2 separate regions of the Mus musculus genome follow, and region 1 is linked to region 2. Evidence: chromatin loops called from intact Hi-C (ENCODE). Cell type or tissue: left cerebral cortex. All regions are shown on one strand. Each heading gives the region's core, and the rest is flanking DNA. Links, peaks and the distances in the headings are about the cores only. Region 1 overlaps Tnpo1 (transportin 1). Region 2 overlaps Ptcd2 (pentatricopeptide repeat domain 2).

Region 1 (12,500 bases), core at 1,509-9,508, 480 kb before region 2:
AATACACACCAGGGTCTTATAAACTGCTGTAGCATGGGGGCCACCTCTTGAGGACAAACGTAACCAAGACGACCAATTGTTATTGCTAAGGTAACGCAATCACGGTTATACACCACCAAACGCCAACCAAGACATGAGCAAATGAGGGGGAAGGAGAAAAAATAAAGAAAAAACAACAAATAACTCAGAAACAGAAACCAACAGAATTTGTGTATGATAATAAACATAAGATCTCACCAGTGCTGGTTACTACCACCCCCTGATGGAAGGGGCAGCAACATATATATGCATACTCTTGGAAAAGGAAAACAAAAGGAATTAAAGTAACTAAAGATTGAGAGAACACCAAAAACCATCAAGTGTTTTTCTCGCTCACCTAAATATCAAGTATGGTAAGAGCTGAGCTATTAAGTGAGCGGCTTAGAGGGTCTTCATTCAAAGTCAGTCAGCATTCATCGCAGAGGAAATCTTTCCCCAGGAATTATCAGGAAATGTGATTGCATTTATCAATAGTTTATTCAAACATCAATCTCTGTAGCGTATTAGTTCAAAACTTCAACTTTTTGTAAGTGATTACAACCTTTAAAAATCACCTAGGGATATTAACCCAAATTTTGGTAGCTTTTAAGTTAACTTTTCTCAAACTAATGGGACTTTGTTGCTTGTGTCAAAAATCAGTTGTCAGACATTAAGTACCATGGTGTCTACTGAATCAAAAACTGAAAATTGCTCCAGTGTATCAGATTCCATTCTGACTATCCTCTGATAACATGGGTAACAATACACTAGCTTCTAACCACATACAAGATAAAAGCACAGTAACGGAAATAAATTTACATAGTTCACTGTAATGACAGGTGGTATGGACTATAGGGGAAAAGGCCTATAAAAGGCCTGATACAAAACAGATAATACCATAGTACATTATCTGATTTTTTTTTTAAATTGAAGTGGGCACTCTCCATCAAAATTAAGGAATTCCTGAAATGAACAAAAAGCTAAAACAGCTGCAACTCAGAACTGCATCTTGCAATTCAAGGGTACATACATGTAAATACATTTATACACAACGGGTAAAATACAAACAGAAAACAAACTATGAGGTGCTTTAATGGTGTTCTCTCAAAAACTTACAGGTTAACCTTTTATAAAAAAAGGGTGGGGTTGGGGGTAAAGAAAAATGTTTAAGGATTACTTGAAGCAAACTACACAGATAATACTAAAATTCAGCAGATTCATATGAAGCAAGAGAAAGAAAACCTATGTTCAAAAGACACGAACTATGCAACATTCTCATTAAACAGGCAGGTATGAACAATCCAATGAGACATGCGAGAGAGCAGATGATGGTCCATTGAAAAAGTTCAGTGTAGGATATACGAGTTGGAAAAACAAATACAACACACTAAGGAATTGACCTCGGAATAAATAGCGAGGATATGGTGCTTAAGTTGCTAAAATGTATGTTGACTTTATAGTTTAAAACCCATTGTTGTGGGCAAGGAATGAAGAAGGCAGTAATTTATGTAGCCACTTGTGGCAAAGTAACTCAGCCAATCCGGAGTGCTTTGCATCCTGATTCAGCCTCAGCTTGTATGGCACCATCAGCTATTTTATCACTACTTGAGTGTGATCATGCCAGAGCATAATCTTGATAAAGCCAATTTGTTAAAGGAAATATGAAGACATCCACCAGCTGATATCCCACAAGAAACTTCAGCATACATTACACTCAACATTTATTTGCAGTTATGCATTCACATTAAAAGATAAATAGAAACTTTTCTTTAGGTTCAACAATATTTTTATAATAGCCAAGTATTTCCATTCTGAATGTCATATACAGGTACTGCTTTCTAGGAAGATAAATATCTGCCAAGATTTCAAAACTACCCTAAACATAAACTGTTAAACTTTTCAAAAAGAAAATGTAATTTACTTTGAACTAAACAGTACCCATACAGCCAATCAGTCAGATAACTGTTCCATAATTAAGATTTCCTTCCATAGCAATAAGCATTATAAACTTTAGTTACTTGAGGGTAAACTGTGTAATTTAAAAGTATAAAATTAAAATGCCTGAAAACTTTCATATTTAGAAAACCTTATTTTAATCTCCATCCAGTTATAATGGGAGGACTCACATTAACTATGAAGAAACTACTAGAATATTACCTCAATATATAAAGAAATGTCCCTGAACAAAAATGAAACTTAAATATTAATTAGCAACAGTTGGAGAGGGTGGAGGGAAAAGGATGGAATAACCCTACATGTGCTATTGTATGGAAGGCATTCTTTAACACCAACATGCTTTCTATAAATGCACGAGAGAAACAAGCCTCTGAAGAAAAACCCCACCAGGAGCCACTTAAGTTCCTGGTTTAAAAAGATTTTAGGATGAAATACAAAACACATATGCCATTTTTAGCCAATCAGTTGCTGAACTATAATCTATTTTTGGCCATTTATAAATTATTGACTCAACAATTGATCTTATTGCTTTTTATATTTACTGTATCTTAGCAAAAATACATTTTAGAGAAGACTAAATGAGAATTTGTAGAAAAATGTATTTTTCTGTAAACTGGCTATGGAACATAGCTAAACTAAGACATCATTCTCAAGAATTTAAATACACAGCAAACAGTAACAGCTGGGTTTGCAAAGCTAGCTTTGTTTCGGTTTCTCTATGCATCTCAGTTTACAGTTACGAAGCCAATCATTTTCCCTTCACCACTTCAGTTACGTGGTACCTGTGTTCTCCAACAGCGTCTTTGGGGTGTTGGGTCTGTTAATGATCTCCACAAGCTGGTGCAACACCATAGGGATGTAGGGCTGCATCTCTATACCTATCACACCACGGGGAGAGCAGAAAGAGCAAGAGAAACTGTCAGACACCACCACCAACGCTTGGCTAACCTTATAACTGGGAACAAGTCAGTCAGTCTTCTCTTACCCTCTCTCTCCCTCCCAATGCTCAGAAACTAAAAATAAATAAATAAAAAGAAATAATAATAATAATAATAATAATAATAATAATAAAAAACAATAACAGAACAGTGACAAAAATGATTAAGGCAGGGCTGGCGAGATGGCTCAGTGCTTAAGAGCACCGACTGCACTTCTGAAGGTCCTGAGTTCAAATCCCAGCAACCACATGGTAGCTCACAACCATCTGTAATGAGATCTGACGCCCTCTTCCGGTGTGTCTGTAGACAGCTACAGTGTACTTACATATAATAAATAAATCTTTAAAAAAAATGATTAAGGCATACAGCTAAAAAGAAAATACTCTCACCCATTTGGATTGATATTTCCCCAATCGCCCAGGTGGCATTGTTGCAGACTGAAATAAACTCTGGATTTAGATTGGTTCCCAATATTGGCATGAAATCAGCTAAGAAAAACAAGAACAAAATAATAAAATAAAGCTATGTAGTATATACATGTCAACAGCAGACTTCTTACTTTTAAGGGAAATCTAGATAGAAACTGAAATCCTAGCTAAAATAAGTTTTGTCATAAAACAAATAATATAGTGTCAATTCTGAAACTGATAAAGTATGCAAATAAATATTTTTAAAGGAGCTGGTAATAATTTCTTAAAACTACAAGAGGTAATATCAGGCTATTGAACTTTCATATGAGGCCTAAGTATATATACTTCAGGTAGTAGCTCCCCACTGCATTTATTTTTAATCTTATGTGTCTGGATGTTTTCCTATCTGTCTATGCTAGCGCGCACACGCGCGCACACACACACACACACACACACACAAAATCTGTTAACCTAGTAATACAAATCTATGTTAAACAGAATGTCCAGGTACTGTACAATTCCATAGACAGCAAACCTAATCCAGGTTGAGAACCACTATCTATTTAATAGCCACTGTGGTTGATAACATTACCAAAAAGAGGGACAGTTCCTCTCCAAGTATCTTCTAAAGAAGCACACAGAACTGGAGCCAGAGAGAAAAACAGCTCAGTGGTTAAAAGCACTTGCTGCTCTCTAAGAGGATCAAGATTCAGTTCCCAGCAGCCATATTAGGTGGCTCAAATTGTATGTAACTCAAGCTACATACAGGAGACACAATGCCCTTTGGCCTCCTTGGATGTGTCTACAGTCTAATAATGCATGCCAGCACACACATAGGAACACACATACAAATAATCTCCTAAATAAAAACAAGCACATAAACCATCTATAAAAACTTGAGGAAAACCAACCAACCAAACAACAAACTCACAAAAACTAATAAACCCACAGACCTCCACTCTATAAAGCCTGGGATCAAGTTGAAGCTTAGCGTCTAGACCTAACTGTTAATTTATGGCAAATACTGAGAAATGGAGTGTGTGCTAAAGACACCAAAGTTGGGATCAGCACACTAAAAACGGCTGTAAACTCATGACAAAACCTCGGATCCATTTAGAAATGAAAACCATTATAAGAAAGAAAGAGACAAGTTCAAAAACACTGAGTTTAAAAATAGCATGGTCTTTGTGTCTATAAACACCAAGCAACACAAGGGAAACGAGGCTTAATGTGTATCCACAAAATGTTTGTTACACATTTATGTAAGCAGCTTCTCATAACAATGTATTATAATTTTGAGTATTAAGCCAAAACTTAATGACTTAACATATAGCCACTGACATTATTTAAAATCTAGAAATAGTTAGGATTCAAAAAGCATATTCCTACTGGGTGTGGTGGTGCACACCTTTGATCTCAGTGCTGGGAGGTGGAGGCAGGTCAATCTAGACCAGGCAGAACTACATATTAAGACAAAAAGCAAAACAAAAAAGCAAATTCATATTGTTATAAGTGAATGCTACATAAATTAAACAATTAGAACCGAACATTCTCTATAAACTGATACTATTCAAACATCCCCAGATACAGTGGTAACTCAGTAGATGTTAAAAAAAAATGACATAGTTGCCCCAATCCTGTACAACGTGCACTTTTTTTCATATAAAATAAACAGTTAAAACAGGTAGAACACCCCACACCCAAAGCAGAAAACATTCCTACCTATACAAGGCTTAACATGCTGGAAGCACGCTTTAGTCAGGTCACCTAGCAATGCAAAAGAACTCTGCCGAACCTCGGGCATTTTATCCTGTAAGAAATCAGGAAAAATTAGCTTCTTGTAACAACGAAGACGCAGGCCCCAGTCACCCACAGACGCCTGTGGTCTCACCTGCATGCACTGGTACATCAGCGTCAGGATGTTACTGCGGGCCACCAGCTGCTCAATGTTGCCTCCCAGGCCCTCAGCCAGGCCGCTGAGTAAGTCAAGAGCCACAATCATAAAATCTTTATCTGGAGCTTCATACTGTTCTGGTTGAGCATTGTTTAGCATGGCTTGTGCCAGAGTCTTCTGAACTAGGTTTACGCAACGCTGATATACAGGTTCACAATATGGAAGGAAGCCAGACTGCAAGGCTGTGGCAACAGACGAGAGACACTAAAAAGAATCAAGCACACACATTAAGGTTTAGATTACAGTAGAGAATATAAGTGCTTTAAAGCAAGCAAAAATGTCTCACTATGAACCGGTTCTTTCAAACCTCATTCACAGTCAATTTGTCAATTCATCAGAAAAATGTAACCTCACACTGTATCAGGTATGATAAGTAGTCTAGACGTGATTTAAACTGTACAGAAGGTGAGAGGACATGTAGAGTTTGTGTGTAATAAGCGTGACATGTAACCTGAGCATAAGAGCAGATTTCTGAGTTTAAGGAAGTGAGTCTGCCGGCATGTTCCTATGTACAGTCGCCACATGACGGTTAACAGAGTAACCATAACCAACTCCTATATAATCAAAGGCTGCCTGCTCCACAGGAAAGAACTCATCGTTGGTACTGTGAACGTAGTCAAAAGTTCATGGCTAAGGAGTCATAGATTAACACCCTTAACCTTGGACAGAGACACTTCTTGTTTTGCATTGGAAAGCATTCAAAAGCTAAGAGTGACTTCTGAATACTCAGCTAGCCCCAGCTCCATGAACATCATTGGAAGAGGGGTTAGGAAGATGAAGATGGAGGCTGAGGAGCACTAGGAAATGTGGGCTTCTGGATATGACTCGGCCAATACCCTCGGGAACTCACAATGGCACAGCACCAAGCTGGTCAATATTATAGAACAGATGGGAGGGGATTGAGAGGGCCAGCAATAGTTGGTAACTGACGGCTGCCAAACAACAGGATAATTGCTTTTCTTTAGGGGTGTGGCCTCTGATAGGCAGCTCGTGCTCTAGTAGATGGTGTCATACCCATGACCATACAGGAAGGCAGCATTGCGTAGAGTCAACAGGTTATTTAAGAAGAACAAAACAGAACATAACCAAGATATGGTGATGTGCCCTTTCAATCCCAGAACCTAGGAGACATAAACGAGGATCCCTCTCAGTTTACATTTGCCCGGTGTACATAAGAAGTTTCATTCAGGACACCCAGGGCTACATGTTGAGACCTTGTCTCAAAATAAAACAAAGAACTTGGCAGTGGGAGGAAGGCCGGCCCATGTGCACTCCGGGCGGGTAGTGGGGTGTTGCAATGTTAGAAGTGGGAGAGATGATTTGGGTTAAATATGACCAACATACATTATACTGTCAAAGAACAAACTGCAGAAAGCAGTTATGTGCTATTCTACAACGCACCAGAAACTGTTGTGAAGACAGATATTTTTACCACACACACACATTCTGGTTCAGGCCATGACTGTGACTGAATGACACTGTTAGAATAACTGAACGTCACCAGCTCAGCGTACCTCAAGCAAAGGGAAAAGATCCTTGTCTTCATCCTTCAGCATGTTCCATTTCTGGATCAAAGGAGGCATTAGCATCTGAATATATTCCTGTTTACCGTAATGAAAAACAAAAAGCTTCACTATCATCTGCAAACATGTTCATTGAGTCTATAAAACTAAAACCCATCTGGAGCAATTGTGTTAAATTTTTACATTTTAAGACTTACTCTTTAATTCATATGATCCTGATTTAAAGTAATCTATATTTTTTTTAAAAGAAAATGTGTTATCAGTAAGTACCTTAGACCATCAAGATCTACTACTTGTTCTTTTCCTTTTTCAAACAGTCTTATGATGCAGCCCTGGCTAGCCTGGTATTCACTATGTAGTCAGAGCTGGCCCCAAAGCCATTTGCCTCTGCTTCTGCCTCTCAAGTGCTGATACTAGGTGTGTCATCAAACCCAGCATAATCCATACCTTGTTAGATCACAAGCTTTTTTTTTGTTTGTTTTGTTTTTTTGAGGCAGGATTTCTCTGTACAGCCCTGGCTGTCCTGGAACTCACCCTGTAGATCAGGCTGGCCTTGAACTCAGAAATCCACCTACCTCTGCCTCCCAAGAGCTGGGATTAAAGGCGTGCGGCCATCACTGTCCAGCAATCACAAGCTTTTTAAAAAAAAGATTTATTTATGCATTTAATATATATGAGTGCTCTATTTGCGTTTATACCTGCATGCCAGAAGAGGGCATCAGATCACATTATAGACAGTTGTGAGCTACCATGTGGTTGCTGGGAATTGAACTCAGAATCTCTAGAAGAGCAACCATTGCTCTTAACCAGAGACATCTCTCCAGCCCAAATCACAAGTTTTATTTTCAAGCGATAAACAGTTTTGGGGTGGGAAGAGCGGGCAGTGGCTTTATAATACCATCACATTAATTAAACAAAAGGCACAGGCTTTAAAACATGACCTATTCCTCAACGAACCAAACCAGCCAATATCTTGAGCATAATTTAAAACAAGAGTGAGTTACACTTACTGATAACACATTTCCTACAGTGACCACATGTCTTATCAGATATTATTCATATTCAGCAGAGACAGCTGACTCTTGTTCTTAAGACTTCAAATCCTCACTCATGTTTTACACAACTAGAAGCAAGACACTTCAGTACTGCTATTCAGCATTTTCAATCTCTCATTCCCATTCTCACTTTATATAGGCGACTCCTACTGCCTGGTACACTCTGAACAGGAAGTAGAGTGTGTAGATGCAGCAGCTTTGATGCCAGTGTTAATGAAATGGTGCTTACATGGAACTAAGTAAAGGAGCAAAGCCAGACTATAACATCTTCTTTACCCTCTTTCCTCCAGACACTTGAATTTCTGTACTAACCGTAAGTGATTTTCAAAGGTGGAAACGCTAACGGTTCATACTTCACTTTGTAATATACACTATGTATTTATTGCAGTTTATTATTGTAATGTCCCCATAGCAGTCACCCTCAGGTCCTTACTGGCTTGTTTAAATGATGTCCCACTGAATCTGCCAGTGTCCCTATGGCGTCGTACAGAATGAGCAGGTTCTTATGCTGGTATTTACTGAAGGCGAAGACGAGGGTATCGAGTATATAAGCAAGGTAAGGGACGAGCTCTGTACAAGCCTCCTCTTCTAATGTAGCGAAGGCACTAGGATGAGAAAAACAAACAAAAGGAAAAACAATAAATGGTCTCCAGTTCGCAGATGCTTTCACGTCACATCATGAGCACCTTGCTGCCTCACTCTGCATGCTTACTTTGGTTTAAAATTTTTTTTTTCATTGAAAATTATTTGCTTTATGTGTAGATGCCTGAGGCTGTGTTATGTGGCACCGAGTGCATACAGGAGCTCTTGACAACCATAGCATCTAAATCCCTGAAATGGAATTAGAGGGTAGGCTGACATGTACTGCTGGGAACTAAACCCAGGCCCTCTGCAAGAGCAGGTAAGTGTCTGTAAGCCATCTCCCCAGCTTGCCCTCTCCCTTTTTAAAATTTTAAAGACAGGGTCTCATTATGTAGTTCTGGCTGGCCTTGAACCACTTTGTAGCCCTTGTGGCTTTGAGCACAGAATGACACCTGCCTCTGTACCTAAGTTTGAGACTAAAGCTGGCACCATTACAGCTGGTAGTCTAGACTAGCCTCAAATTTGCTATGTAGCCCAGAATGACCCAGGCTGATCCTCACCTTCAGTCTTGACATGACAGGCATGCATCACCATGTCCAATCACATGGCTCTGAGGACAAAGCCCAGGACTTTATGCAGTCACTCTACAAATGGAGCCACATGCTAGCCTCAGTTTGCCTCCCTTCATTTACACACACACACACACACACACACACACAGGAGTACTTAGTCAATGGTGAGCTAGGATGGCACTAAATGGCCAAGCACTTGCCTAGCATGTGTAAGTATTGGGTCTGATCCCTAGATGGACAAAAGGTCAATGGTAAAAGCAGTTCAAAGAATTAGGAATTTAATTGCAGTTCCCATCTTCTTCCCCTGCTCCCAGAAACAGAAACCAGTAGGAATGAAAACAAGCAATTCTGATGTGAGCAGAGCCCAACCACTGGTACTGGCACGTTTTGAAAGATTGTGCACAGCACCATTGAGGACGTGTCAAAAGTCTGCAGGCCATTCAATCTCAAAGTTAAGGTAGTGGATAAGTATCTAAAATGTTGTTATTCGTTTGAAAATCCACCAAGAAAGCAAAGGATTACGACACATTTTGTTTAGTAAAACCGTTAGTAAAACAATTTCTCATCATAACTGCAGCAGTTTGTGGTATAAAAGTCTGCTGGTTTGAAACCAGGCTCTCATGTTCATAACAAACAGTGCTATGGCTCTGTCCTACCTGCAAGCTGCTTCCTGTACTCTCTTGTTGCTATCGAGGATACGCTTCAGCAGTTCTGTCATTAATGGCTTCAGGTACGTATCTGGTGGCTGGCTGACTACCCAGTGTGCATAGCGGCTAAGAGTCCAGCAGGTGATGGAACGCACAAGAGCCTTTTTATCAGAAAGGCACTGAATAAGGTGAGGAATGAGCTCGGGCAGGTACGGAATCATGCCTTGCATACAACCTAGGAAAGAACAGCAATCTTTCAAAACGTGCTATACTCAACTGTATATAGAAAGGACACAGCATCCACTAAGAAACATTTAGTATATTTCCAGGGCTACAAATAGAAAAGTTGATACCAAGCTATTAAAAAACAACAAATCAGAGTTAATTGTTCCTAGGTGTCTTAAAGGAGGTTAAGATTTCATTCCATTTTTTTCCATGATATTTCTGGTTTTCAAAGCACCTATAAATATTTTGAGACAATGTTTATAGTGAAGACAGGACATCAAAATGATGATGACATTCTCGTGTTATCAAGTCTCTAGATTTACCTGAGGAATAAAGTGATTTAAGAGAAATAGCTTTCAAACATTCGATTTCTTTTAGTTTCATTTACTATAACAAAAGCACCCACAGAAAATATGGTTGAACCCGCTGGCTGGGACCAGAAGAGGCCTGTGACTTATACCCAGGAGAAGCTGACCTTAAGGTGGCTTCTGAGTCAGTCACCTCTTTCAACTGTGTGATCTGTGTACCACATCTGGCACTGCAAGCAGAGCCAGGAAGCGTGAATTTAGGGCAAGTCTCAGCCTACTCGGGTCACAATTCCTCACAGCAGCCTAGGCCTTACTAATATCTATCAAAAACCTTGTAATTCAAGCTGGACGTACCTTCAGCAATTGCTCCTAAAACCAAGATGCCAGATTCTTTCACAACCCATTCATGATGGAAAAGCAATTCTTTCAAAAGTGGCAGAATGTGCGGCAAAAGCTCATCACGATAAACATTTGCGAGAACATCGAGAGCAGCAGCAGAACACTTTCCTGAGAACATGAACATTGCGACAGCATTAGCCAATTTATTAACATACTTCTTTCCGCACGTGATTACAGAATTCTTCTATCTTCGTGGAAAAAATACAATGTTCTATTAAACCCAATGCTTCTAGAAGACCATGGTTATTGTTAAAATTCTGTGGCAAAATGTGCTCACTTTAAGCAAACAGATAAGAGGTCATACTTAAGACTGAGTTCTACCCGGGGCCAGGACTGTAGTAACATATGTTTTCAACCCCAGAACGTGGGGAAAATCTCTCAGAAGCCAGCCTACTTGACACTGAGTTCCAGGTCAGTCAGGGCTACATGACACCCTGTCTCAAAAACAAAACAAATAAACAAACAAAACACCAACTTAGTTTTATTTAACAGTTCCAATAGCAGATAACTTGGGAATCAAGTATATCATTTCTTATTTGGAAAGTAACCAAGTATAAAGTAAAAGTAATTACCATATAAAATAGAAATAAAATATGCCAGAAAAATTCTTTATAAAGGACTATATATAAGATAGCTAAGATTTCATTAACAAGGATATAAAGTATAAACTTTTTCCAATGTGAACTAGATATAGCAAAGAGTTGATCACAATTTTTTTTTTTTTTTTTTTTTTTTTTTGGTTTTTCAAAACAGGGTTTCTCTGTATAGCCCTGGCTGTCCTGGAATTCACTTTGTAGACCAGGCTGGCCTCGAACTCAGAAATCTGCCTGCCTCTGCCTCCCGAGTGCTGGGATTAAAGGCGTGTGCTACCACACCTGGCTTGATCACAAACTTTAAGCCAACAACAAAAAAATTCTATAACAGTAAAAGCTGCTATATTGCCTACAAGAAACCCTTAATCTGTTAAAAAAGTCTTATTACAGGCAAACAACAAAAGAAATTCTCTGTGTGAATACACAGAAGAGCAACAGACTATATGTAATCTGGTGTCAATTTTAGAAACCTGGCTTTTCCCCTAAAAGGCTCAACAGGATTTTCCATCTGTGCAAAGAGCTTCTGGAAGGGCAGAAAGGGTGATGGGACCAAAGCATTGGCTATCAGTCCTTCTAGCAACACCACCCTTCAGCAGTTCCCTTCTTACCTAAGGTCCCTAGAATGATTACAACATGTAATATGCATACAAAGTCTTTGGCATAGTGTATAACAAATAAGACATTTAAAAATTTTAAAGGTTACATCTAAGAAGTTAAGCAGGCAGAATAGAAATTATGTGCTCCATAGTGACACACATGGTAGGACAATCATATAAAAGTTATTAAAAACGTCAATACTTTGAAATTAGTAAGAAGGAGTGAGGCCTTAGGAGGGTGCTTTAGTTGCAGGGGTGTCTAGAAATGTATGGGAACACTGCTGACTGTCACAACTTGTGTGTACAACAGCAGCATATTATAATGTATAAGACAATCCGCACAACAATGAAATTATGTGACCTCAAATGTAAATAATGTTAAGGGTGGGAAATCCTGAACTAGAGCATCAGGGTTCTAACAACCAGCTAGCAAGCAAGCAAGAACAAAACAGAAGAGCCACATGCTGAGGTCCTTGCCATGTGGGAACCACACTGTGGCGCTAAGGGCATCTATCTTTTAACCAAGGAAATAAATGGCATTTTGGTATATTAGGCTAGGGGCAGTAGCATGAGGTTTCCTTGACATGTAGATCCAAATTTTGTGAAATCAGAACCACTTTTCAGAAGATATGCCATGATCTAGTCTATGGTTGGAAAAGAATGTGATAAGGGCCTCCAGGTGGAATTCCAAGGCTAAGCAAGCAAGCTAGCAAGCTGTATGCTT
Region 2 (12,500 bases), core at 1,839-9,838:
CTCATGGGTTTAAACTAACAATGGGAGTTTTGTAATAATCAAAATTAAACAAACACTATAGAGTTTTACCCAGCGACATGGCGCCCTATATTTTAGCAGTCTCTCTGAGCCTACGTTTTAAGATGGAGGCATTAAACTGGCATTCTCCCTTCTCCTACTGGAGCCAGCTCTGAAGAAAACAAAGCAAGCCTCATCATTGGTATAATGAGAACAGTGATGCTTCAAATCCCTGAAGAAGCGGCACACTGTCAGAACCCTTGGAGGTGGAGCTCAGCAAGGCTGAGGAAGACGCAGGCAGAGGACCTGCACGTTACAGAAAGGGACTCCACCAGTACAACCTAAACTCCATGACCTAAGTGCCTTCCCACAGTGACTGGGACTTTGCGACTTGTAAGGGGCAAATACGGATCCCTAAGGAGGCACAGATGGGAGGAGGAGCAGGTTCATGGCTAAGTTGTATTTGTGGGAGGCAGCAGAGAGGTAGCCACAGATCAGGAAAACAAGTGTGGGCATCACCAGCAGGACCACAGGTTACAGTGCGGAGTTGTTACACAAAGGAAAGGCTGCCTGTCTACACTAGGACTCCCGTGTTTCTGTCCCACGGATGTCACTTCCCTGCCAATGGTTTCTAAAAGATATTCAGTTTTGAGTGATGAGTAATCAAAAGAGAACCAGAGAAAGGACCGTGTAAAGAAAGAGTTTTGAAAGTAGAAGAGGGAAAAAGGACATAGCAAACAAACCGAGAGAATAATCAGTGGAGGGGACTCCAGGAAGAGGCTGTGCTCATGGAGACAGAGGACAAAATGAGGAACAAGAACAAGTTCACGTCTGTCAGCCGTAAAATGAAATTGGGCAGACTTCACAGCAGCGGGCAAGATGTGTAACAGAAGACCAGGGCTCAAAAATAAAACAAAAAACTCAAGGAAAGCAAGGGCCATCTCAAAATGCTAAGTCTGGCAAAACTGCAATAAAACAACTTAAGCCACCGAGAACTCAGGTTCTGTAGTTTGTTTGAAGAACTCCACATATAGACACGTTGCAGGCAAAGCAGAGAGAGCTGGGAGAACAGCACGCCATGGTAACTAACGGCAATAAAACAGCTGGTCCTACAGCTGGGACCACAGAACAGTGTGGGAGGAGAACTACTCACCTGGGAAGGAAGGAATCGCTACACAACGGCACAGAAGAGCACGATTTCAAAGGTCCATCTCTTCGCCTCTATTTCCTCCTTAAAGCCACTCTATTTCCTCCTTAAAGCCAATAAACTGGGCATATTTACAAGAAAAGCAAATACCAATAAAGGTATTGTAGCCACTAAAATTCCATGAAGGAGATGAAGAAAGAAAACACGTCAACTTCACCATCAGCAGCTGCTGTCACAGGAATTAGATTGAGAAAACTAAGTAACAACATGGCTTTGGAGTGGCCAGCAGAGAAGACATGGGACAGGGAAGACCTGCAACGGTGACCTGAGGCAAGCTGAGGCTGTGCTAAGCCTCGTTCAGAGCAGCATTTCCACCCAACTTGCCAAAATTCAAGGTAAAAGGTAAGGTGTACATGGTTTCTCAGGGCCTTTGAGTTAGTGAGGCAGAGTAGCTAGTAAGGACATACAGGGGACACAAGAGAGAGCCTCCCACCAAGTTGCCTCCCTGGCTGACACCCAGTTATCTACAATCTGAGCAAACCACCTACAGAAAAACACTGTACTCCGTCCAGAGAATCAGTACAAGGCACTGCCCTTCTTCCAGCACTTGTCTGTCTGCTTCATTCATAAATTCTAACTTCATCTTAAGAGTGACTAGTAGGGTAGTCATAGCAGTACAAACCAATGAAAACCACATGCCAGAAAATATTTTAAGTTATAAAAACGTAAGGCATCAAATAAAATTCCACTAAGCTCACGCATGTCATATGAATATAAGTATGTTAGGAAAGAATAATGTCCTATTACAAAGCCAAGTTGAAGTTCTGCAACACATAAGAGATACACATAAACCAAAAGGATTCAGAAAGACTTCAAACGGAATGACTGAAAGGTACCAGCGCACCAATGCAAACTCGACCAAAATGAACAGAGACAAAAGCAAAAGCGCTGACACTACCAGAGAAGGTTGAGGTTAGGGCAAAGCGGCAACTACGACCATGGAGAGTCCTGCACAGCACTCCACTCAGAGTCACGATGACAGGAGGCTCTATGTGAGCTCCCACAGGGATGGCTTTTGCTTCCTAAGAGCAAAGAGCTATGAAAAGACTGGGGACATGTGCCTCACACGGGACTTTGGTCCCTGTGCCTCAGCCCCCAGCAGAGTAGGAAGACATGAAACAACTTCCTTGGACAGACATGGATGCTGGTAAGCCAGAAGTGATCATGCCCAATTGGTGCCCAGTAGGAGTGTATCCTCATAAGCCTTCCCCAGCATTAAGGAAACAATCACCTTTGAGGTCCTAAGTTCCTATTCTAATTAGTCTTAAGTAAGAGCTCCTCAGCCTTACTGGCTAGGTAATAACTTAGTTTGGTTACAATTTTATATCATAAGCCTTCCATTTTCCACATAGCAAATGTGCTAATCTCAGAAGTGGGCTCTTTAAGACAGCAGGTGTCCCAGCACTGTGTCCCTCACTGAGACCAATCAGAGTTTCACTGTCTTTCTGGGCCTTGGTTGCTTCGTCTGTCAGTGAGGGGATGACGGGCTAAGGGAATGCTAAGGCTTCAACTAAGTAACAGCAGACGGAGCTATCTAACTAACAAGGCCTGACCCCGGAGTCCTTATTCATCTGCACTTTGGAGAGAACTAACTTAAAATGCCCTCTAGGAACCCTGCACAGAAGGCATGTGACGTCTTCACTGTAGCAAAGATATTCCCCTTGGACTGCAGCTTCCTTCTTTCATGCTCCAGAAGATGGTGGCCCACCATTCTAAAAAGAATGCATGCTGGGGTTCAGTTCCAAGTGAAAACGTTATTTACAGACACAGATATAGCTGAGAACTGCTGTGGCAAAGAAGCCACTGCTTTCATGATAGCACTTCCTTACAGTACAGTTAGGAGGGGAAAAAAAAAAAAGAAGAACAAGAACAAAAGAAAGCAATAATGTCCTACCCACTGCCAGTCCACTTATGTCTCTTCTGCCCCAAGGTCTTACCTTATTCAGAGCTAATGCCACTACAAAACAGTATGCTCTCCTGCAGATAATGTCTCCCTTAATTAGGGCTTCTTCTCTTAACGTAGTACAGATTTTAAGCGATTCCAGGGTATTCTGTGAGAAGATGAGAACTCTCAGTCAGTACCATGAGCCTTCAGGTGCCCTGATGACTGAGAGCATTCAGTATTTCAGCTCTTCTGTAATAATTTCCCAGAGCCTACCTGATGACACTTGAAAAATTACACTCTGAAGACATGACAGTGTGGACTAAGGAAAGACCACAGGCTTCAACCCTACACAAAGAACTTATGCAACTAAGGGACAGACACTCAGAGTGGGAGAAATTGTCTTCCCCAGGTAAGAGCACATTAACTGGCTCTCCGATACCAAATGGTCAGCATACAAGTAACACTACACAGGCTGACCAGGTTGTATTGAGGAATACACATGTACATACATACACATATATGTATGTGACAATTGGTGAAAAAAAGCTATGAATTTGAAAGGGGTATAGCAGAGAGCTTAGCGGGAGGAAAAGGAAGAAGAAATGATATAATTATATTATTATTTTTTAAAAGATGCATTTATTTTATGTATATGAGTACACAGTAGCTGTCTTCAGACACCAGAAGAGGGCATTAGATCCCATTACAGATGGTTGTGAGTCACCATGTGGTTGCTGGGAATTGAACTCAGAACCTCTGGAAGAGTAGTTAGTGCTATGAACCTCTGAGCCATCTCTCTATTATAATTTCAAAAAGAAAAAAAAAAAGCTATACAGAGGCTTTTTGCAAATAAACTAGGCTATCTGTATGGTAGCCGTTCAACTCTAATTTTTAGTGTTCAGCTTACTGCAGAGCAGTTACCACTCATAAACATCTAAGTTTCCTTGTTTAGCAGTGGGCTAGTTTCTAGGCATAAGCCCCACAACGCAGTTAGCCCAGTATTAATTAACTAGCACTATACTGCTCTGTAACATAGGGGACTTTCCTTTGGGGGGATTTCCAACTTGAAAATCTCTAGATAAGCCAACTATTTGAAAATATTAATACTAATCTAACATACGTTACAAAAGAATCCCATAAAAATAGAAGCATATTTATTTATATATATTCAAGGGGGTTGAAGAGCTGGCTCAGCAGTTAGGAGCACTTGTTGCTCTTACAGAGGATCTAGGTTGAGTTCCCAGCATACATATAGTGGCTCACAACTGTCTATAACTCCAGTTCCAGGGAATCTGATGCCCTCTTCTGACCTCCGCCAGCATCAGGCACACGGATGGTGCACATCCTTACATGCAGGTAAAATACCCACACACATAAAATAGATACATCTAAAAAAAGAACATCTTACTTTTAAATTGGAGAAAGTGATGTACCAACCACTCTCCAAGTGATGCACTCACAGTCTGTCAGTGATGCAAACCTAGCCCTGCCCTCTCAGTAAGGCTCCAATCAGCAGGACAGTATGTAAACCTAGCCCCACCCCTCAGTGATGCATCAACCAGCGGTGCACCTATCAGCAGGTCAGTGAGGTAAACCTAGCCCCAGGCTCAGGGACCCGGGCCACCACAGCGGTGGTTTTACAATGGCAGCTCCAGCTCCACTTCTGTGAGTCTGTGAGACTCAAGGCTCAATCCTCCAAACAAAGTCTGAATTGTATATGAGGCAGTTGCCAGGGGTGACGGGAAATCTCAGCAGCTCTGTTTCCCAACTTGTCTCCACTTAATGAAATAAGTTCCTCTTGGATACAACCCAGGAAGAACATCCTCTGGCTTCTTAAGCAGAACTGAATTCTCTGTAGTTCACACACCCAGGGAAGCCTGCCTGGGCAGGGTCCTACCTGGGAGTCACCGTTTGGAATGACCCATGGTAGTGCTGTATGACTGGGAAGGATGACCTCATCCTGAGGGCAGTAAACTAGCCTTCAGACCTATAGCTAAGAATGGCTTAAAGATTTACAAAGGCTTAGCAGAACAAATCGAGACTACGTGGTAGCAGGGCTTAGGAGATGGCTAAGTGGTTAAGAGCACTGACTGGTAGAGGATAGGGGTTAACTCCCAGCACTCACATCATGGTTCATAACCACCTGCAAGTTTAGTTTCGGAAGGTCAGATACCCTCTTCTGACTTCCACAGGCACCAGGCATGCATGCAGTGCACAGATAGGCACTTGTGTGAAACGCCCATACATAGAAAGAACACATGACGGCAATCACATGTAGAGCTCACCCCAGAAGGATGGGATGATTTCCAGAGGGGAGCAGGGCCTGATCTAGAATAGTCTAACCGAGCAGAGATTCTGGAGCCCAGCAGGGACTTGTCTCTTGTTTTCAAGATCTAATTTAAAATTGAAGTATTTGTGCCAGATGGAAAGTAGATTTTAAAGGAACCAGAGAAAGAAAGGGGGGAGGGGGAGAATAAATTCACTCTCAGATCCTCCTCAATGCCCAGCGCCCAGAGGGTTAGGGAAACGCTCTTACCAGTTTGTAGCAGATTGCAAAAGCGAGGATGTAGGTTTCTTTGCTGAACCTCACATCTTGGTTTTTCATTTCGATCAACACTTGAAGTGCACCTGCAATGAAGGAAAGAGCGGCCAGCAGTTAAAAGCACCTCCTGGCAGTGGCCAAAATTCTAATCAGTTCAGCACCACCTACCAGAGAGCAGATTTTAACATGATGAAAGCCCTTCCTCAAAGTCAAATAGCACGGAGCCAGATCAGGTAGGAAGAACGCACAGAAACTTGCTAAGGTTTCAGATAATCTGGGGTGGTTCTCGTCAGCCACCACACACAGAGAGATGTTTTCAAACTTCAGGAGTGAGGTCACACTGGGGCTCCTCAACAGGAATCTAAGGTCACCTCTAAGGCGCTTCCCACCCGAGCTGCTATTCCGGGGGAGTTTTTCCATAACCTCAGACTGTATGTAATACTTACGTTCATATTTGCCTTTGGTAAATAACATATCCATCAAAATATTGAATGACGTTGAATCTAGGAAGAAGCCTTGTAGATGCTAGAAGAGAAACAATACAGTGTGGTCAACAGTTAAAACTACTAAGGGACGTCACATGCTGTGTCTGTTTGAGACCAGGTCTCAGTAGGTAGCACTGGCTGCCCTGTAACTCATCATGCAGATCACTGGATGGCCTCAAACTCACAGAGAGCCACCGACCTCTGTGTCCCTTGCGCTGGAGTAAACGCATGGGCCACTTACTATGCAGGGCCTGTATCTTACTTACTTCTACATGTTTTACTCTGTAGCTTCCTGAATTCTCTAGTAGTCCGGTATATAGAGGAGTTTTTAGAGAAACCCTGTCTTGAAAAACAAAACAAAAAACAACAAAAAAAGTGTTTTTAAAGCTTAACTGCTGAGCACTGTTACAGCTTTGGGAATGGATGTCCTGGACAAGAAGCATGAAAACTGTTTTGTGAGTAATGAAGAATCAGGAAGGTAGCCGTGAGCCTGCACCGACTAGCAGTGTCACGGCAGAGCAGGTTTTAGACTGAAGACAAGAATGTCTCACAGGCCGGGCGTGATGGCGCACGCCTTTAATCCCAGCACTTGGGAGGCAGAGGCAGGCGGATTTCTGAGTTCGAGGCCAGCCTGGTCTACAGAGTGAGTTCCAGGACAGCTAGGGCTACACAGAGAAACCCTGTCTCGGGAAACCAAAAAAAAAAAAAAGAAAAGAAAAGAAAAGAAAAGAAAAGAAAAGAAAAGAAAAGAAAAAAGTCTGCTAAAACGGTAGTTCATAACATTGTTTTTAACTTTTATTTATCTTAATAACAAAACCACCTCTGTATTTATTATATTTGGTTTTAAAATCCACACATATCAGAATAGCTAAATTAAGTAACATTTATCACTTAACAAACTTAAGATTTCTTCTTGTCATAATTTTTAAAGAATAAATTATGTTGCCATTACCGCTGTTTCATAATAGTTCAATTCTCTTACATCACAGCATTTTACATGATATTCAAATGTTGTTTCCTGTATTTTTTTTTTTTTTTTTGAGGGCCTACTTTGGAAAACCTTCTGGGGTACCGCTTGACAGGAGTCTGACACTGGCCAAGGACAAGCAAATGGGCTTCAGGCAGGAATCTGACATTGGCCATGACTGGGATGTAAGTTCAGGCAGGAATCTGGCATTAGGGCATGATAAAGAAGTAAGTTTCAGCAAGAATTTAACTTCAGGCTGTAATAGGGAAGTAGGGTAAGGCAGGAATTTTAGTCTCAGGGTGCAACAAAAGAAGTAGGCTTCAGGCAAGATTTTGGCCTTGGACAAGGAAGTGGGCTCAAGTATTTGGTCTTTATGACAAGCCCTTTTAAACAACTGTCTTGGGAGTAATCTAGGACTTCGATTGCTGCTTTGTTAGTTCCTTATTCTACTGCTTGCCCAAAATACTTGCATGTAATTAAAATGGTATAGAAAGTGGATTGGAAAATTAAATTTGCCTTCAGTCTCAGAACGGACTGAAGTTACGCTACAATGCTGTCTAAATGCCCTTTTTCTTTTTAATCCTCACTCCCCTGCTGGAGAACCTGTTGAGTGGCGGAGGGGGCTTGGTCAGCCTACCACATAGACTCTTGATGCTGAGACTAAGGAAACGAAGTCTGCTATAAATGCTGGCTGGGTTGTAGTTTAGGAGAGCTTAGGTACAAGTCAGGCAGGCAGTGAACACAGAGCCAGAGGACTGTGAGAAATAAAGCCAGAGTCTCAGCCACCACGGGGGCAGTGGTGCACAATGACCGGAACACGGACAGGAGTAAGAGACACGGGATGGAGAAAGCACTGTCACAGAAGCAGGGTTGGCAAGGCCTCACTCTTCAGTTCACTCCTCTCTACAGCAGGCGCCTTCCTACACGTGGGGTTTCTGTATCCGAGGCTTAAAAAATTACCTGCATTTTGATTTTACTGTCATCATCATACCTTTGACTTATAATGAAGAAAATTTTAATTTTCTTTTAGTTGTAACATTAAAATATTTATTTAAAATGTTAAAAGAATACCAATTAAATGAAAAGTGAGATTTTAATAATTCTAACCCTAAAGACATAGTTTACTTTCCAGATTTTAATACACACATACTAGCATGTAATCATGGTGCACACATATGCCAGTATATGTAAAAGCCAGAGAACAACCTTAGACATCACTGTTTGGTTGTTTAGTTCACACATACCAGCATGTGATGTGTGCGTGTGGGTATGGGTGCACACATATGCCAGTACATGTGAAAGTCAGAGAACAACCTTAGACATCACTGTTTAGCTCACACATACCAGCATGTGATGTGTGCGTGTGGGTACGGGTGCCTGTGTACGTCAGTGCATGAGAAGGCCACCTTGGATATCATTGTTCAGGTGCCATGGCCGCTTTTGTCTCTCACTGGCTTGGAACACACAAGTAGGCTGGGCTGGTTGGCCAACGAACCCCAAGAATCCAGGCCTCCTCTTCCCTGGTGTTATGACTGTAAGTGCATACCGCCATGCTGTACTTTCTGAAACCGTGGGCTTGGGAGGCAAGCCCAGGCTCTGTTCAAGCGCTTCCCCCTGAGTATGCCCTATTCCTTTCTTTCTTTTTTAAAGTAGAGAACAGCAAGAGCAATCATTGAAACTTGCCTTAAACTACCTTTTCTCTACTTGCTAATACGTGATGCCCACCTTCCTAATGGATGGTGTTCTTAAAGAAGGGCAACTATAGTGTAAATTATCTGAGTCACCCCATTCAGAAGGCCGAGGCAGGAGGATTACAAATTAGAGAGCAGCCTGGGTTACTTGTGTCAGATAAAAAGCCTAGGGCACATTCCAACAGTACAGAATAGAGTAAGTTCAAAAGAGGAGTGAGTCACGCCAAGATTCACTCCGGAGTTCCTAAACACGCTAATCTGTACACGGTGGGCACTAGCCCAAGCTAGCAGTGTCTCCGGCCATGGATGAATTTATAATGTTTCTAATTCAGTCTTACCCTCTCTAAGGTAGAAATAATAATCACATCTGATGAGCAGCTGTTCTCCAAATAATGATAATAATAACTGTTATTGTTATTATTATTATTAGAAGCTACAAATGTTAATAAGATGTATCTATTTCTATTGTGTGCGTATGTGCGACTGCAGGTGCCATGGTGCATGCATGGAGGTCAGAGGACAACTGTGAGGACTAGATTCTCCCCTCCACATTTAGTGGGTTCCACAGATTGAACTCTGGTCCTCAGGCTTACTTGGGAAGTACTCGTATCCACTGAGTTATCCTTACGGTGTGCGGAATTACATTTTGATTTAGAGAAAGAAAAACAAAATATATAAAAGCATCTTAAGACTTGACCACTTATAAATACAGACTTTAGTAAAAAAAAAAAAATTAAAAAAAAAATGACGACAAGAGAGTGTACAGATGCAGGATAAGAAATCAATGGCTAGTCGTAACTCCCGAGACAGGACACATGTCCCAGGTAACCACACACATCCAAGGTAGCTATGTACTAGACCACCAGCTTCTGTACCCGGTAGGGCTATGCCTCCAAAGATGCCTGTAAACCTCCCTGTGAGCTAACTCTAAGGAAACACTTGAAACACAGAAAGCTTATTTATTCAGCCTGAAAGTCTTACCTAGGAAAAAGAATATGTAATGAAAGGATGTGTCTTCTAACAACTGAGAAGACCAGATCACCTGAGCAGGGGAAGGGACTGAGAAACAGTAAATAACCTTGTCTCTGACGAGCTCCACTGCAGAGTCCTCCAGGTCCAGCTCGTAGCACAGCCTCATGAAAACTGGTCCGAACTTGTATTCCCCCAAAGTGAAATTCTTGTTTTCTGCATGGTACCTGGTAATCAAGATTAGTCTATGAGCAAAAAGATGGGGTATGGCAAAAACAGACTCGGGATGAGTAGATCTCAGCTAGCAAGAGAAGCACCCAAGTCTGGGGTCCTCAGCACCACGGAAAAGCCAGGCTCCTGCATCTGCATCTCGGATACAGTCAGGATTCTCAGTGCTTACAGGACGGCCAGCAGAGCCAATCACTGAGCTCTGGGTTCAGTGACACCTAGTTGCAAAAGACAAGGGTTAGGGCGACTGAGGAAGATAGTTGACTGTGATCTCTAGCCATGTATATGCACCCTCACATGCCCACGTATACATACATGGACACGAACACACACACAAACACACACACACACACACACACACACACACACACACACACACACACGATATATATCACACATACCACACCCCCCCACAAGGACAGACACAGACCATAGTATGCACTCTACTAGATGCTGGGAGCACAATAAAGAACTCTCTGGTTGGGAGAAATAGGATTTGAATAAAATCAGGAATTGCAGAGTTTAATATACTGGGCATTGAAACAAAGTTTGGTTAGAGGCCAACTCTAACTCACTCTGCGAAATAACGAAGTAAAATACACACTGTGATTATCTCCTAGATTAAGCAACTACCTGCTGGGCCAGGAGCACAGGCAGCAGGGGCTCCTTAGAATGGGCCCCACCATGCATTTCTCCTTCTGCTGAAACAACAGAGGAAAGCTGGGGTGGCATTAGGGCTGGGGTGTAAGCAAGCATACACACAGTCAAATACAGTGGTGGTAGATACTGGCCCTGCTTCCTTATTCTACTTGAGAACTGAGTTACTAAGACAGAAGAGGACAGTGACTAAGGACTTTTGGCTCCTTCCGTGTGAAGGTTCAAACCCAGCCCTTCTGCTTATGGACTCTGTAAGAAAGCCAACCATTTGGAGCTTCATCCCTCATCTGTAGAGAGAGGAACTCGCATAGTTTTGTGAGAACTGGATAAGGTTGGCTCAGCACGTGACAACTGTTTCCTGTTAGCTATTATTTAACGTGAAATCTATAAATATTTCAGTAAATGAGGAACGTGTGCCAGATTAAAAACAGAAAGCAAAAGTTCCCCTGGTTTGATGTCCACGTTCAAAATGAAGTCAACAGCAGTAAATGGGAGGATCTAAAATCGCCTCATAAACTCAACAGCACTGGTGCAAGTTATGAGGAGATGAAGTTATTACCCCACTGTGGCTCAATAAAGATGAGCTTCTGTTTTAGCTCAGGCCCTCCCTTCCCGGTGCCAGCTGCAGGCCTCAGGAAGACAGTCAACAGGTTGGTTAGACCTTCCAACCTGCCCAGCTGCTCGCAAGAGTGGCAAAGAAAAGCAACTAGGTTGTGTCGTTGTGTCATGAGATCAGTGAAGGACTGTAGTCACACTTGGATGTGGCGGTGAATGTAAAAGCAGAAAGAACACTCAGAGTTTTTATCGTTGTGTTATTCTTACAGGTATTTGCAGGCTTTAGGGTAATAACATGTAAAATAAGGGAAAATAACCCGAGGCTCTCAAATGACAAAGCAAAACTAGAGTTGCTGGCATGATCTGCAGGCTTATTGGCAGTCTGCGTTATAGTTTGAATTTGGTTTGTTGTTCAATGTGGATGTCCTCAGACCAACTAAGAATATTGCTCTCAAAAAGGCTCAGGTATTTTTCATGTGCCCTCTCACGTCCTAGAGGAGTTACCACAAAAGACTGAGTCTGTTCCACTCAGCTTTATGGCCTCCTAGCTTGAGAAGTGATTTCTTTTTACCAGCACTGACCAGCACAATGTGAGACAGTCAAGAACCTTCAGGAGAGCTAAGTTGATGCCAGTGTCATGCCCTAGACTGTCCAAAACTGTGAATCAAAGATAATCTCCTTTCTCCATATGCAGATTGTCTCGGGTATTTCGTTAGAGTAATGAAAAACTAACTAATATACTCTTTGACCCAAAACAAAAACGAGAGTGCTTAAGTTTTCTAGAGTCATTCACCACATTAGTTATGCTGAAAAAAAAAACCTAGAAGTAACTTAGATGACTATAAACAGACCAGATGACTAAAATAGCTGCTATGTGGTGGAATACTCTAGTGCCACCACTAGAATTATGATTCCTTAACATATAAATAATAAGACTAACGGATGTTGTATTAATTCAGAGAATACTGTCTTTTCTACAACAGTAACCAGGACTGAAAGGAGCTCAGTGTGGTGACATGCTTGTAACGCAGCACTCAGGAAACTGTGCCTTTGTCAAGGCCAGCCTGGGCTACAGAGCAAAAGCCTGTTTTAAAAACCAACCAAATAAAAAACCACTTGAACCATCAACAAAATCATAAAGTATTTGCATAAAGACCTGTGAAAACCTCTAATTATTCAGAAGAGCTCCATCATTCAGATGAGACCTTCCATCATTCCCAGTCCCCCTCACACGTGCCTGCTGCCCAACCCCTCCAGCAGGGCCTCCCTTTCCCAACATCCAACTGTGGTGTGGCCAGACAAATCACTTAGCTAGGA

Evidence for each region. A loop is a pair of places that touch in the nucleus more often than their neighbours do. Peaks named below come from ENCODE experiments on the same cell type or tissue, not always from the same donor. Only the 100,000 strongest peaks of a DNase experiment are listed, where the experiment ranks them.
Region 1: it touches region 2 in a loop (5-fold over the local background); 10 of 42 quality-filtered maps call a loop at or near these places.

Annotation. Positions count from the first base shown.
Region 1 is chr13:98,850,099-98,862,598 of GRCm38, forward strand. Tnpo1 (transportin 1) reads right to left here. Exons shown (of 24, transcript NM_178716.3): 12 at 10,543-10,695; 13 at 9,665-9,890; 14 at 8,288-8,459; 15 at 6,791-6,877; 16 at 5,214-5,480; 17 at 5,045-5,132; 18 at 3,302-3,400; 19 at 2,757-2,852; 20 at 10-85. Among named protein-coding and RNA genes, the nearest start is that of Gm34995, 40 kb to the left of the region's middle. In left cerebral cortex, for the core only: no CTCF peak of the experiment used is centred there; a DNase peak (open chromatin) is centred at 5,346; H3K27ac peaks cover 625 bases.
Region 2 is chr13:99,326,811-99,339,310 of GRCm38, forward strand. Ptcd2 (pentatricopeptide repeat domain 2) reads right to left here. Exons shown (of 10, transcript NM_026873.2): 4 at 9,853-9,970; 5 at 6,078-6,156; 6 at 5,626-5,717; 7 at 3,142-3,255. Among named protein-coding and RNA genes, the nearest start is that of Ptcd2, 12 kb to the right of the region's middle. In left cerebral cortex, for the core only: no CTCF peak of the experiment used is centred there; no DNase peak of the experiment used is centred there.